Linked DNA regions of Homo sapiens: region 1 is linked to region 2. A link is a loop called in an ENCODE intact Hi-C map of the cell type or tissue named here. Cell type or tissue: endothelial cell of umbilical vein. All regions are shown on one strand. Region 1 overlaps CCDC38 (coiled-coil domain containing 38). Region 2 overlaps ELK3 (ETS transcription factor ELK3).

Evidence for each region. Peaks named below come from ENCODE experiments on the same cell type or tissue, not always from the same donor. Only the 100,000 strongest peaks of a DNase experiment are listed, where the experiment ranks them.
Region 1: it touches region 2 in a loop (8-fold over the local background); 10 of 110 quality-filtered maps call a loop at or near these places.

The regions. Positions count from the first base shown.
Region 1 is chr12:95,915,095-95,923,094 of GRCh38, reverse strand. It overlaps CCDC38 (coiled-coil domain containing 38), which reads left to right. Exons shown (of 16, transcript NM_182496.3): 3 at 4,119-4,219; 4 at 5,801-5,966. Among named protein-coding and RNA genes, the nearest start is that of CCDC38, 24 kb to the left of the region's middle. In endothelial cell of umbilical vein, a CTCF peak has its summit at 4,423; a DNase peak (open chromatin) is centred at 4,414; H3K27me3 peaks cover 1,638 bases.
Region 2 is chr12:96,210,874-96,218,873 of GRCh38, reverse strand. All of the region lies in intron 1 of ELK3 (ETS transcription factor ELK3), which reads right to left. Among named protein-coding and RNA genes, the nearest start is that of ELK3, 20 kb to the right of the region's middle. In endothelial cell of umbilical vein, a CTCF peak has its summit at 3,506 (motif pointing right); DNase peaks (open chromatin) are centred at 3,543 and 6,743; H3K27ac peaks cover 5,801 bases.

The DNA of each region.
Region 1 (8,000 bases), 300 kb after region 2:
CAAGCAGTGAGGCAGAAAAGAAGGGGTTACTTCCTAATTCCTCAGCCTTTTCTACTCAGACCCTCAAGAGATTGGACGAGACTCACCCACATGGATGAGGGCAGTCTACTTTACTGAGCCCACCAATTCAAATGCTAATCTCACCTGGAAATACCCTCACAGACACAACCAGAAATAACATTTAATCTGGGAACCCATGGCCCAGTCAAGTTGACGCACACAATTAACCATCACAGGCACCTGGCCCCAGGTCCTTTTGAGTCCTCAATCTCTGTGGCTACCTCCTGGTCTTCAGCCTGTTGGCTTTGCTCGTCTACACTTCTGCTGTCCCAGAGTCTAGCTGCCTGGACCCACCCTCAGCTGTTTCTACTTCATGTTTTTAAGGCCTAAAATTGTATGTGCTGCCTTGACATATTTCAGCCTCACAGGGCCCCAAAAGCCTAACCATAAATCCTCTTGCTCTTGCCAAATATGACGTCCACCTAGCAGGAAACTCTCCCGGCCTGGCTAGTTCCTCTATCAATTGGACCAGCTGCATTCCACCTGGTCTTCAACCTAATGGGTTTCACTGCACTGTCAGCCATGAAATTATTCAAACAAGTCAATCACATCCTCCTGTGGGGACCAGGGGACACCTCAGCCTTTTGTTACTACAAAGTTGCCTCCCACCACTGGTGATTCACTGTGCTCCTGAGTGCAATTCCCATGTGGCACTGCATTGCAGGCAGCATTCTCCTCCCCCAGGCTATGAGTATATATGACTTATAAACTGCTTTCAGTCTCATATGTCCAGTGTTGGGTATCATGTGTTCAGCTATCTCGTAGTATTTAGGATGGGGGATTCACTCCATCACCATCAGGGTGAATAGGAGATGATCAGAGTACTCTGTGTTGAACCCAAGACTTCCACTCTGCAATTTTCTTTCTCTCTAACTCATGACTTACAGAAAAATGTGTTTGGAGTTTCTATAATCCCAGCCACTCCCACTTTCTACACTGAATCTTTGGGCAAATGGCTGCTTCTCAGGTAGACTTTAAGCTCCAGTCCATTAATTCCTTAAACTTTGGTCCACTAGCTCTTAGTCCTGGATGTACATTACAGCCACCTGGGGGACTCTCAAAATATTCCAGTGCTGATGTTTCCTTGACAAATTAAGTCAGAATATCTGGAGGTGGGTGGAGCCAAAATGATTCTAGTGATTTGGGGCAAGAATCATTGAGTTTCTTCACAGGCCCTCTGCTTGCTGGGAGGATGTGGAGTCTTTTTGTAAGGTTGAGGTGGACATGGGATGTGGGGTAAGAGTTGGGGAATGTGTCTTCAGGAATCCTCTTCCTATCTTCCTATCTCTGATTTAAGGTGTCAACTCCAGGCTCCCAGTATTCTTGGTTATATGGTTTGGCTCTGTGTCCCTACCCAAATCTCATCTCAAATTATAAACCCCACATGTCAAAGGAGGGACCCGTAATCCCCATGTGTTGAGGGAGAGAGGTGATTGGATCATGGGGGCGTTTTCCCCCATGCTCTTGTGATAGTGAGTGAGATCTCACAAGATCTGATGGTTTTATACATGTTTGGAAGTTCCTCCTTCATGCTTCTCTCTCCTGCCACCTTGTGAAGAAGGTGCTTGCTTCCCCTTAGCCTTCTACCATGATTGTAAGTTTCCCGAGGTCTTCCCAGCTATGCAGAACTGTGAGTCAATTAAACCTCTTTCCTTTGTAAACTACCGAGTCTCAGAGAAGTTCTTTATAGCAGTGTGAAAATAGACAATTACACTTGACCTTGACTATTGGTTTTGAAAGCCAAGATTTCCATCCTGCCACATCCCAAGAGTTAGAAAGTAAGAAATAAAGAAATAAAGAGAGAGAAAGTTTTTTTGTCATATCAAATGTTATAAAGAAAAACAGGAAGTCCATGCAGAAATTCAACTGACTTTTCTTTTTCTTTTTCTTTTTCTTTTTTTTTTTTGAGATGGAGTTTCACTCTTGTTGCCCAGGCTGGAGTGCAATGGCATGATCTCGGCTCACCGCAACTTCTGCCTCCCATGTTCAAGTGATTCTCCTGACTTAGCCTCCCAAGGAGCTGGGATTACAGGCGTGAACCACCACACCCGGCTAATTTTGTATTCTTCGTAGAGATGGGGTTTCTCCACGTTGGTCACGCTGGTCTCGAACTCCCGACCTCAGGTTATCCACCCACCTCGGCCTCCGAAAGTGCTGGGATTATACGTGTGACCACTGCGCCCGGCCCTCTTTTGCTTTTTTAATGGCCAGCCTTCATTTTTTATTTAGTGTAGAACAATTATGTGCAACCATCACTACAGCCAATTTTAGAACATTTTCACTAATTCAAAAAGAAACCTGCACCCCTCAGCCATCAACCCCTAGGCCCCATCCACCCTCCAGCCCCAAGCAACTACTCACCTACTTTCTATCTCCATGAATATGCCTATTCTGGATATTTTATATAAATGGAATCATATAATGTGTGGTCCTTTGTTACTGGCTTCTTTTACTTAACATGTTTCCAATGTTCATCCATGTTGTAGCATATATTGTACTTCATTCCTTTCTCTGGGCAAATAAGAGTTCCTTGTATGGATATACTGCATTTTGTTTATCGTTAATCAGTTGATGGATATTGTATTAATCTGTTCTCATGCTGCTAATAAAGACATACCCAGGCTGGCTAATTTATAAATGAAAGAGATTTAATGGATTCACAGTTCCATATGGTTGGGGAGGCCTCATAATTATGGTGGAAAGTGAAAGAGGAGGAAAGTCACGTCTTATATGGTGGCAGGCAAGAGAGTGTGTGCAGGGGAACTCCCCTTTATAAAACCATCAGATCTCATGAGACTTATTCACTATCACGAGAACAGCACAAGAAAGAACCCCTCAACACGATTCAATTACTTTCCATTGAGTCCCTCCCATGACACATGGGAATTATAGGAGCTACAATTCAAGATGAGATTTGGATGAGGACACAGCCAATCCATATCAGATATCTAGGTTGTCTCTATTTTTTGGCTATTAAAAATAATACTGCTCTAAATATTCATGTACACGTTTTTTGTGAGCCCCTATGCTTTCATTTCTCTTTGGTATATCCTAGCAGTAGAATTTCTAGGTCATGTGGCAATTCTGTGTTCAACTTTTTAAGGAACTGCCAGATTGTTTTCCAAAGTGACTGCCCCACTTAAACATTCCTTCTAGGAGTGAATTTGGGTCCAATTTCTCCACATGCTCTCCAGCACTTTTTATTATCTTTGACTTTCTTTTTTAAGACTCTCTAATCTGGGCAGAGGCTCTCCCTAAGGGTAGTGGCTGTATCTGTTGCTGTTGAAATGGTGGTGTAAGGGTAATGGTGGTATATGTATAATGGTGAGAAGAAACATATTAATATCTCAAAATTTTATCCTACTATTTTGGTAAAGACCTCCTTATTTTATCAACTCATTCCTCATGAAGCAGTAAGAGCTATGTCGGTGCTGTGGGAAACAGACAGAGGAGCTGTGACTTCTACCCAGGAGATGTGGAGGCAAGGCTATCTGCATTCTACTGTTAAAGCAAACTAAACATGGCCTGAGAAGGACTCCATACTCCATACTTCTATATTTGAGTCCTTGTGAACGAACTGCAACCTAACTTAATAGGTAGACAAAATTAAAACCCTAACGTAGAAGTATGCCCTGTAACAATAGCTGAATCTTGGCCTAATCCCAGCAGCCGTACCTCAACCACTCATACACTGCTGAGTGCTCAAACTGTGTTCAAATAAGGCAAATGCCGAGCTGTAACCAATCCAGCTGTTTCTGTACCTCACCTGAGATTTCTGTACTTCACTTCCCTTTTTTGTCTATAAATTTGTTCTAACCATGAGATATCCCTGGAGTCTCTGACTCTGCTGTGATTCTGGGGGCTGCCCGATCCACAAATCATTCATTACTCAATTAAACTCCTTTAAATTTAATTCGGCCAAAGTTTTTCTTTTAACACTACCTTCTCAGAGATCCCTGCATCCCATTCATTCCACCCTAGCTGGTGGGAGACTTACTATTCTGGTCAGCAGAGGAAGGATGACAGAATTCATTCATTCATTCTTTCTTTTTTAACAGGTAAAGTAAAAGATGGCTCAACCAAAGAGGACAGGCCTTATAAGATCTTTTTCAGAGATCTCTTTCTTGTCAAAGAAAATGAAATGGCAGCAAAGGAAACGGTAAAGTTTAATTAAAATCACAACCCCAATTAATGTTAGAATCATATCCACTTACCTATTGCTCTTATGAACTTTGCTGGGCTGAGACATGGAGTCAACTAGACGCAGATGGTGTGTGCCCCACACCATGATGGGGAGACAGTGTGAACACAAACGACAGAAAAACATCCAGCTGACAGTAGGCAGCACAAAGATCGCCACCTAACGGAGGAAGAGAGATATACCACTGCAGTCCAGTAGGACACGTATGGTACACTGTCCTTCATTGATTCCAACACACACATCTCCACATTTTTTACATTTCTGAAATTGGTACCTAGCTTACATAGATGGGATGTCATACATCACTGGCCCTGCATAAAATAATAGCACATCTTACAATAAGTGGCATCTCAGAGTGGAGGAAATACAGTAACAGAGGCGTGCCAAAGAAATATAGAGAAAGGGGTGTTCATCTTTGTTGATGAGAAGATGGAAAAAAGGCTGTTAGTGGTGAGGAGATAAAAGGAGGTGGGTCTTCAAGAATCAGATATGGATAAGACAATGCATATGTGTGTGCTGGGGAAGGAAGAAGGGATGAAAGTAGAGGAGGGGGTGTTGTTTTCAAATTTTGTGGTATGAAGCTAGATCAATGATAAGGCTGATTTTCCCACTGTGCCTTGCAGAGTTAATCTCACCACTGCTGTGGTCATCACACCTACATCGCCTGGTTCACATTTCAGTAGATTTACTTTCTTTCTTTCCAGAGGTAAAAGTTGATTACAGGACTTTGTCTACCCTAATTAAGATAAGGAAATTATCTAGAAATGCTCAACAACAGATTCATCTGTATGCGATGGTTCCTCAGCAAGTGTTGTATGGTTTTGTGGAACATACTTAAAATTAAATTGAGAGAAGATGAATGAAATCACAAGCCTAATTTTTAAATATCTACTGGGGAGATCCCTTTCCTCTCAAGTTTTAATTCCACAGAACCAACACTTAGAATTTCCTTTTTTTTTTTTTTTTTGACAGTCTTGCTCTGTCACCCAGGCTGGAGTGCGGTGGTGTGATCTCGGCTCACTGCCACCTTTACCACCAGGTTCAAGTGATTCTTGTGCCTCAGCCTCCTGAGTAGCTGTGACTACAGGCACCCGTCACCACGCCCGGCTAATTTTTGTATTTTTAGTAGAGAGGGGTTTCTCCATCTTGATCAGGCTGGTCTTGAACTCCTGACCTCAGGTGATCTGCCCGCCTTGGACTCCCAAAGCACCAGGATTACAGACATGAGCTACCGCACCCAGCCCGGAATTTCCAAATTTTAACTGCATTTTGAGCAAGACTAAATTGTGAAAATGAAGCTGAGAGGACATTTTCCAGTCTTGTATTTGTGATGTACATATTTAATAAAAGTTAAATGATCTCAGCTTCATATGAGAAGGAAACTAAAACAACACACATTCCTTCAAAGAGAAGAACCTGGGGTTGTTTTTTTAATGTTAAGATTTTTGTTGCAAATGTTATTTTTATATATAATCACTAATTTTAAGATAACATACTTTGGTATATTAAAAATTCTTTTCAACTTTTCCACTTGGGCAGGAAAAATTTATGAACCGTAACATGAAAGTCTACCAGAAAACTACTTTTTCATCCAGAATGAAGAGTCATTCATACCTGAGCCAACTAGCTTTCTACCCTAAAAGGAGTGGTAGGTCATTTGAAAAGTTTGGGCCAGGTCCTGCTCCGATTCCTAGATTAATAGAAGGTGAGTCTAAATTACTCTTTAAGAACATCATTTTGAATATTTACTATTAATGTCAGGTTTGGGAGCTTTGTTGGAGGGTGATTAAAACAGACAGTATGCTCTCTTATAATGGTAGGGAGTCTTAGTACATGGGGATTGAGAGTTAGGAGAAATTCTATGTTAAATAAGAAAACATACTTTTCCAAGATGACTGTTACTCATTTTCATAACCGTCCTCCCAGGAGGACAGTTACTGCCAAAAGAATGTAGTATTAAAGTTTGCAAAAGCGGATAAAATGTAAAGGTAATAGCTCTGGCCATTCATACTCAGTTCTAGATGTCAAACTTAGAAGTTTCTAAAGATAAAAAAGCCTTGATATCCAAGCCAAAGAACTCATGCATCCAGAATGAGGAAGCTAATAAAATTAAATGAGCTTACCTAATGTTGCAAATACCTAATCTGGTTTTAGTGACCTTTGGAGGCAACATATTAAAATACTATAAGATGATCATTACTACTCAACAAAAGAAGGCAATCTGATTATCAAAAATGACAAGTAGGGGGTATCCTACTTGTCAAACCAAGTAGTGCCTATAGATGAGATAGAAAGTACTTTGAAGTTAATGAAAATAAAGTGATTAATGCTAGGATGATGGAGTCTAAAATCTTCCCCCAAAATGAATGTTTTCCAAATTGTTAAATTAAAAAGTTTAAAATAAGAAGGGAAAAAAGGAAGGAAGGAAGGAAGGAAGGAAGGAAGGAAGGAAGGCAGGCAGGCAACTTAAAAAAATTTTCTCTGGATCCCAAAGCCCATGCACTTTCTCAAACTGTAAAAAAATTTTTCAGAGAACAAGCAAACCACTTAGGGAAGGGCTTTGGAGTCAATAATTAATGTAGGAAAAGGAAGCCATGTTAACTTATTCAGAAGAGCTTCCAAGTGCATATATAATTGTATGTAAAAGCAGCAAATGATAGGCAGCAAGGTGATGCCAGGGACTGTACCACAAGTTCTAGGGCATATCTACGTTCAATCACATGCCTCATAGTTCGCCTCCGTAGAGTGGTAAACCTTAGGTCATCAAGAGCATTTACAATTACATGTGATATGTTTTAGAAAGAGTTCTACACCAAGTGGCTGGTTTAAAATACCCAGGACACTCCAGCAGTTCTTAAATAACTCAGAAGTATGGCTTTGCAGATGACCCCATTCAACAGCATTGCTATTTAACAGAGAAGTTACCGGTCTCTTAAAAGTAGGTGTCTTGGATGAATTTTGGGTACAAAGGAAAAACAAAGTAAATGGCATAGGGTCAACTCTTCAAAAGGAAACAGTAAAATTGTTTGGCATTATCCAAGGCAATTTGGGCTCTGTCAGCAATGGAAACCAGATTGTCAGTTTCTGCCAATTGCACAGATAAGCAATTTGGACATTTTAACTTAAAATATAGAAGTCACCCTCAGACTGTATTTCCAATCAGGAGCTGATTTGAGTGAAAACCTTACTCCTCAAACTTGCATCCCCTGCCTGAATCCTGATTGAAAACAAACCTACATGAAAGCAAAATGAGCAAGCAACCACACGCTGGGAGGTTAGGTGACTTTAATTTTTTGTGTATGCAGTAAGTGGCAAACTGCTCGGTGCCCATCAAAGAAATCACATGCACAACTAAGTGTCAGAGACAGATCAGTCTGCCTACATGAGAGAAGTGCCATTTCCATCTTCGCACAGCGAGCAGCCTGACTCTGGTTTTGCTCTCAAAGCACAACACCTGGGATAGTTGCAGGACTCTCTGTTGCAGTATTCTATGTCCTCAGATCTCTCAAGCTGGTCTTTACATCCCCAGAGAGTGGTGGAGGTGCCCTCAGGTCTAGGAATGTTAATGCTTTGGGAGGGCTTTATTAATTCATGGCCTCTTGGTTCAAAGATCTGCCTGATAGCTAGAATAGCCAAAATGGGAAACTCACTATAACGAGTCTACTTAGAGTTGAAGAATAAAATTCTATCAACTCAGCCAGAGAGTACCATGTCAAAGTAAGCTGAAATGGTGAATATG
Region 2 (8,000 bases):
GATCGAGACCATCCCGGCTAACACAGTGAAACCCTGTCTCTACTAAAAATACAAAAAATTAGCCAGGCGTGGTGGCGGGCGCCTGTGGTCCCAGCTACTCGGGAGGCTAAGGCAGGAGAATGGCGTGAACCCAGGAGGTGGAGCTTGCAGTGAGGCAAGATCGCGCCACTACACTCCAGCCTAGGTGACAGAGCGAGACTCTGTCTCAAAAAAAAAAAAAAAAAATGCTTATCTTTCCCCTGCCTAGACCCCCACTTTTTTAAGATTCAGGGGGTATACATGCATGTTTGTTACATGGGTATACTGCATAATGGCGGGGATTGGGCTTCTAGCATACCCACCACCCAAATAGCGAACACTGCACCCAACAGGTAATCTGGCAGCCCTCACTCCCTCCCTCTCTCCCCACTTTTGGAGTCCCCAGTCTATTATTCCCGTCCTTATCAGACCTTATTTTGAATGTACAAAATTTTATCAGGTATTTTAATGCCATTCTTTTTGCAGAATCGAACTCTGTGCTTTCATACTGAGGCCCATCAGTCTGCTTTTAAAGGCATTGCTGCTCTTACAGGAAGAGGTGCCCCCTTCACATCTGATACTTTCTGGATTCCTCTGACCTCACCTCAACCTTGCAGCCTGCAGGGCCTTCCCGTCTCTGGCTGGTCTCTCACCATTTCTACCAGCACTGACCAGGACCATGGTCACAGGGGGCTGAGGTCCACCCACTCCTACTCCAGAGGGCAAAACCACCTGTTACTTGCCCCAACTCCTTTCCCTTTGTAATGCAGAGCTGTGATCTGCCATGGTAGAGTGAAGTTAGATGATTTAGAGCAGCTTGTCAAACGTGAATCATATGCATACCTCCTTTAAAGGAGGAGGAGGAAAAGTGATTTTCGTTCTCAGTGTTGACAAATGATTTTTTTTTTTTTTTTTTTTGAGACGGCGTCTCTCTTTGTCCCTCAGGCTGGAGTGCAGTGGTGCGATCTCGGCTCACTGCAACCTCTGCCTCCCGGGTTCAAGCGATTCTCCTGCCTCAGCCTTCCAAGTAGCTGGGACCACAGGTGCGCACCACCACGCCCAGCTAATTTTTTTGTATTTTTAGTGGAGACAGGGTTTCACCATGTTGGCCAAGATGGTCTCGATCTCCTGACCTCAGGTGATCTGCCCGCCTCGGCCTCCCAAAGTGCTGGGATTACAGGTGTGAGCCACTGTGCCCAGCTGAGGAATTGGTTTGTTAAAAAATAATTTTCAAAAGAGGGTTAAATCATGGCTCTCATACAGATATCAAAATGAACACGTTCGAGATTTTATTTCACTCATAATTCAGTAGGGAACCAGGCAGACGTTATAATGAGTTCAAAAAAGCATCTGAATAATAGAGGCATTTATAGAAGAAGAACATTGAAATAAATGCTTAAATGGAGGCAAAACTAGGGGTGGGAGTCAATGGCACTCTGTAAGACAGAATTTGGCTGTCTATAGACGAGAATTATTTCATGATCAGTTACCTATAGTCAACAACGTTGTAAAATACCTTCCAAAAAATCAGAATCACATCATCCGGAGGGAGTCTTCTCTAGAGTCAAGAATGCAGTTTTTCACTGAAGCATAATTCTTTTCTTTTCGACTAGGTCTCACTCTGTCAGCCAGGCTGGAGTGCAGTGGCACGATCTTGGCTCACTGCAGCCTCAGCCTCCTGGGGTCAAACAATCCTCCCATCTCTAGCTCCCAAGTAGCTTGGGCTACAGGTATGTGCCACCACGCCCTGCTCATTTCTTAATTTTTTGTGGAGACCATCTCTGTATGTTGCTCAGGAGTCTCCAACTCCTGGCCTGAAGCAACTCTCCTGCCTCAGCCTCTCAAAGTGCTGGGATTACAGGCATGAGCCATCGCATCCAGCTGTTTAGCTATTTTCTATAACTCAAAGCAGGTGCTAGTGAAGCACTTTTGTCTATTTGGAAGGTAAGCGCAGATTCTGGCACCTGACTCTCTGGGTTCAACAGCAAAGACTCGTCCTGTCTGGTTGTGGGACTTTGGGGAAGTTACTTAACCTTTCTGTGCCTCAGTATCCTCATAGGTAAAATGGGACTGATATGATAAAAGTATCATATCATACAGGGTTGTTGTAAGAGTTACAGAAGTTACTAATAATGCACTTAAACTACACCTGGGGCAAAGTAAGTGCTATTTAAATGTTAACTACAATTACCTTTTAAGCTACAGGGAATCCTCCTCACAGAGCTTGCTGTGGAGTCACATGGCCTTCACCAGGCTAGAAGGCATTGTGTAGCTACAGCACCCACCTGGGCTCTTTGTCCATTAGGCAATGAGCCCCACACAGGCACTGAAATCCAGGGAGACTCTTCAGCCACATGGCGACTGTGGTTTATAAGGTGACTTGGAGTATGCTTCTGTTTTGTAGTCTATCATCAAATATGAAAGCACAAAAAATCGTAAATGCTTGCAGAAAACTCAGATGCTAGGGCACTGATTCTCCGACTCCAGCTTAACAAACACTGGTTTAAATGCTGACCCTGAGGCCTCCAAGCTGTGTGACCTCAGCAAAGAGGGTCCCTGGGGCTCTCTCCTTCCCTGGGGTACATTCGGCTCCCATCTATGTGGTTTCTCTGGAGCAGGAAGGAGAGTCAAGTACATGAGAGCTGTTGGGTCAGATAGCGAAGAAAGAAAGATGTTCTAAATGACAAGCCAAGGGACAATGATGACAACACCGCTCATAGCCGCTGCAGATGGGGCCCTACAGGAGGGCATTCACGGGCTGGTCAGGGCAAAAGACACAGAGTAGAGAGGCCGAGAGTAAAACGCTTGACCTCTGGCACAGAGGGGAGGGACATTTTTGCAGACTCTGAGTGATTATTTTCTGCCCTTATTCTGTTTTCAGCTTTTTGCACTTAAAGAATGCAGTTATGAAAACAGTTTTGAGGCTAGGCGTGATAGCTCACGCCTGTAATCCTGGCACTTTGGGAGGCCGAGGTGGGTGGATCGCTTGAGCCCAGGAATTCGAGACCAGCCTGGGCAAGAGTAAGACCCCATCTCTACAAAAAATACAAAAATTAGCTGTGTCTGGTGGTCCGCGCCTGTCCACCCAGCTACTCAAGAGGCTGGGGTGAGAGGATCGCCTAAGCCTGGGAAGTAGAGGCTGCAGTGAGCTGTGATTGCACCACTGCACTCCAGCCTGGGTGACAGAGCGAGACCATCTCTCTTTAAAAAAAAAAAAAAAAAAAAAGGTTTTATGTCCCTCTTTAGTCTTTCCCATGTTTTTATTTAACTTTGATTCATTCTTTAATCCGACGGAGCCTCAAAAAGAAAGATGCTATTGACAGAAATATTGATCATTCTCATTACGCTGTGCCCGCCTCCGCCTACGTGAGAGCTGTCAGGTCACATGACACGATCCCAGCTTCAGGTGTCCCAGCTGCCTCCTGCCTCTGTCACCGAAAAGCTACTGGCCTCTTCTTGGAAGCTGACCTCCTTCCTGTCGGCCACAAGGTGGCGCCCGACGTCTTAATGTGAGCAAGGGCCGCACAGACCCCTTATGCAAAGTATGAGGTTTTTGCCTCCATTCTTAGAAGTCGAAATGCCCACTTATTTGTTCTTCTTTCTACTGATGGCAACCTAGCACTTCCCTTTGCATGTTCCTTGTTTCATTTTTACTGAGGTGGGAGTTGAGGGGGCAGAATTAGCTTTGATTTTCTTAAGCTTCTATGTGGTGGGAAATAAGAAACGAGGCAACTTAAAAAAAAAAAAAAGGCAATGAGAGCCCAAGAAAAGGAGAAAAACTTCTGGGTAAGGAATAAACAAAATAGGTGCTCATGAGGTACCCATGTCTTTTTTCGTTTGTTAAATTTTGCATGGTTAGAGAAATGAAGATGGATTTGAACACTTCTTACTGAAAATTCTGCTGAGTTCAACTCCTCTGCCAGTATCTGCTATGCATTTCCATGTCATGATACTATCATTGTCTAAGACAAAGGGTAGTAGCCATTTCATTATAGAAAATGAACCCTGTACCTCAGTCAAAGAACTGGAAGACAACATTTTATATTATTAGGGATCTGCAATAACTCAGCACAGAGTAAGTGTAAGGTATTAAGTAAATAAGGATAATATTTGAAAAAAAAACTTATACAAGTTCTGAAGTTTTTTATTATTTCTGTGAGTTGGAAGACTATTAAATTTATTTTCAAAGGACATTTAAATTATTTTGATCATTATCACTGTGTATAAAAAAGGCATGAGGCCAACTTCATGTCTCCCAAGCTTTTCATTTATTAACAAGTATTTGCATTCTGTGAATATCTACAAATTGTTCATTTTAAAAAAGGTAAACAAAAGTAGGTATTGCTCACCTATTTACTTACTCTTTACAGTCTGCAATGGTTTTTGCTGTTTTTTTTTTTGTTTGTTTGTTTTGTTTTGTTTTTTGAGACAGAGTCTTGCTCTGTCGCCCAGGCTGGAGCACAGTGGTGTGATCTCGGTTCACTGCAAGCTCCGCCTCCCAGGTTCAAGTGATTCTCGTGCCTCAGCCTCCCGAGTAGCTGGGACTACAGGCGCACACCACTGCCTCCGGCTCATTTTTGTATTTTTAGTAGAGACAGGGTTTCAGCATGTTCGCCAGGGTGGTCTCAAACTCCTGACCTCAGGTGATCCACCCACCTCGGCCTCCCAAAGTGCTGGGATTATAAGCGTGAGCCACCGTGTCTGGCCCAGTCTGCAATGTTTTTTAAATAACTCTTCCATCTTGGGAAAGAGAAAGGTTGCTGGGATTACATGCCTGTACATGTTATATCTAGCACAATGTAATATCTAGCACAATGCAAGGATTACTGGGTTTTTAATGAACGGATTACATGTCTGTAATCCCAGCACTTTGGGAGACCGAGGAGGGAGGACAGTTTGTGCCTAGGAGTTCAAGACCAGCCTGGGCAACACGAGACCCCCATCCCCACAAAAAACACAAAAGTTAGCTGGATGTGGTGACACATACCTGTAGTCCCAGCTACTTGGGGAGCTGAGGCAGGAGGATCACTTAAGCCCAGGAGTTTGAGGCTGCAGTGAGCTGTGATCACATCACTGCACCCCAGCCTGGGCAACAGAGCATGAACCTGTCTCAAAAACAAAACAAAAAAAAAGAGAGATTTTTCAGAGGAAATCACTGACAACCACTGAAATAACAACATATGCAATTTACTGTGTGTAGGAACACCCCTCTTTCCTTCTGGAACTATGCTGTCTCTGGCTAAATTAGAAGTAACTCAATTGGTTTGTCAGTGACTTTTATATGGGTGAGTAGTAAATGATGGCTTCGTTAACACTGGCTGAGAAAATGTCTTACAACCATTCGACTTTTTCCCACAGAATTCACCGCACCCCACCCTAATAACCACCATACAACCCAGCCCTATGTTATCCTACATTTTCAGAGCGGGCCCACAGTAAGACAGAAAAGGGCCTATTTCCATCCAAGGCTGCCTCGTGTGGGTACCTCTTGATCCCTAACAGTCCAAAACTTTTTAAGATTCCTGGGATAGAGTTTGTTCTTTCTGGGCTTAGAGAAGAAGAGGTGGTCAATCTGCAGGGTAAAGAAATAACTGATTGTCCCAGAAGCACACCCTATTTCTCTGTAGCACAAAGCAGCAAGGCAATTTAAATGAGATGGTGTGTGGAAAAAGCATGGCACTGCGCCAAAGGCTTATATATGTTTTAAACCTTCAACAAGGTTTCTATGCCCCCTTCGTATATGCCTTATATGAAGCCTTCCACAACACATAAACAGCTATTTATTTTTAGCCATCATTTCACTTGCATTACCCAGCACTTCCAACACAGCCCCTGACAAACAATAGGTACTCAATTAAAAGGTGTGTAATGAATCACAATTTCTTTGGCTCTCGATTTCTCTAAGATGGGTATTGTAAGATCTGACTTCACAGACTCTTCCAAAATGAGCTAAAGAGCCTAGAAAAAATAATTTTATTTTGCTTCCCCCTCCCCCGCGAGAAAGATGAACTCACTCCCTTCTCCAGTGTGATCTTCTTTGAGTCCTGTATCCCGCCACGTGGCTCACCGGTAGCCACACAGAGTGTGCACTATGCAGTCTTCAACACACACACATCTTCATTTAATCTCTTCTTTGAAAACATCAGACAAAAATTTTATTGGGTGGTTAAAGGAATATAAGCCTCCTAGATCAAAGCAGCCAACTGGTCACCCGGCCTTCCCAAATTGAGGCTGCCGTTCATTAGAGCTGCTTGGTTAACCACATCCACCTCCCCCCTATAACAACATCCCCAGGAAACAGATTTAGAAGTCCTGGGAATTGCAGGGAAAATCTTTTCAGGTAACCTTCTGTATTAAAACAGCAGACCATGTCTTGAAAGATGAGTGGGGCTATAAAAAACAGAGGTTCCTACAACCTGAGGCAGTCCCTAGGCCCCCTCAGAGTCTCACATGGAAGGACAAGCTCTGCTGACAATGCTTTTTCTTTAAACAGATGGGCTGTTCCTTCCCAGACATTTTTGGACTAAAACCTGAACATTCACTTTCTTTGCAATTGTTTTTGTTGCCTGTGTTGTTTGCATTCTCTTAATTCTAGCTTGAAGCACGTCCCGCAGTTCTCATACTTGGTAACATTCAGCTTCCTCTTCTTCTGCAGGTTGCAGGCAGGAAACTGGAAAATGGGCCACAGGAAACCTGGCCTCCTACATCTGTCCCACTTTGTCACTGCAGCTCTGGTTTCATTTTGTCTTGTGTTTTAGCTCTGTTTTAACCTTCAGTACTGCAGCCCAACTCTGCCTTCTGAAACAACACTGAGGTTCTTATCGCCCAAGAAAACTCAGAATTTTTGTTCCTCCCCAAAGTAATTAACATTGTGAATTCAACAGGGAAAAAATACTAAGCAGATTCTCCTAAACAGTAGTCATTTGGATCAGAAAAATGATTCATTAGATGTAATAAAGCTATTAATAAATCCACAATGAAAATTAAAGACTGTTTCATAATACTGGACACAGAAAAGTTTTTATTTTGTATTTCCTGTGATTAAGGTCAATGGAAAAGCACAAGTTATTTTAGGTAAATATGGTTACTAGTGGTCCAAGGCTGCCTGATGAATTTTAACTTGCTAGGCTTTGATAAATAACGTACAAAAATAAGCTACAATCATATTTCATTATAAATATCACATTGTGATATATTTCAAATTGTTTCATAATATCACAACTATTAAGTTGAACTGTAAGAAATTATTCTTTTTAGAGATCAAAACTAGTTAAATACCAGCAATCTCATATATTCAACCTAAAATATATTCACATACATAAAACTGATACACACACACACACACACACACACACACACACACACACAAACACACAATGACATCCCCAGGGCAGTTTCCTCTTCACATATTTGGTCCATGGACCTTTCTGACAATCTAAAATTCTCTAGGAAAAATATACAGCTATACAAAATACACATAATTTCACCAGGATTTATAAAACTCTAAAAATAACTTATAAATTTCAAATTAAGAGCACTGTTCTAAGAAAACGTTAGCTATTAATATATCCTCCACCACCAGCAATGCTGAGATCCCATGGAATTCTGAAGAACAGCGCCCATACCTAAAGAAATCCATTACTTTATTAAATAGGAGCTTTTCTTTTTAGTGCAATTAAATTTGATGACCACTTACTATGTACCAGGAATTGTGCTGAGTGCTTTATACATGCTGTCTAAATTTAATACTCTCAGTTGGCTGTGCCCACGAGGAACTATGACTTCGAAAGGTGAAATAAGACACTCATGGCCACATGGGTAAAATGGGCCAACAGAGCCTCATATCCAGGGGCATCTGGCTCCAAAGTCCAGGTTCTTAATCAACGCGCATATGCCCCCAGTAGAGGCTTCTTTTCTCATATGCACACTTCACTGCTGCTAAGGGAAACGTCTCATTGTAATGCGTGGGAAATACATTCCTA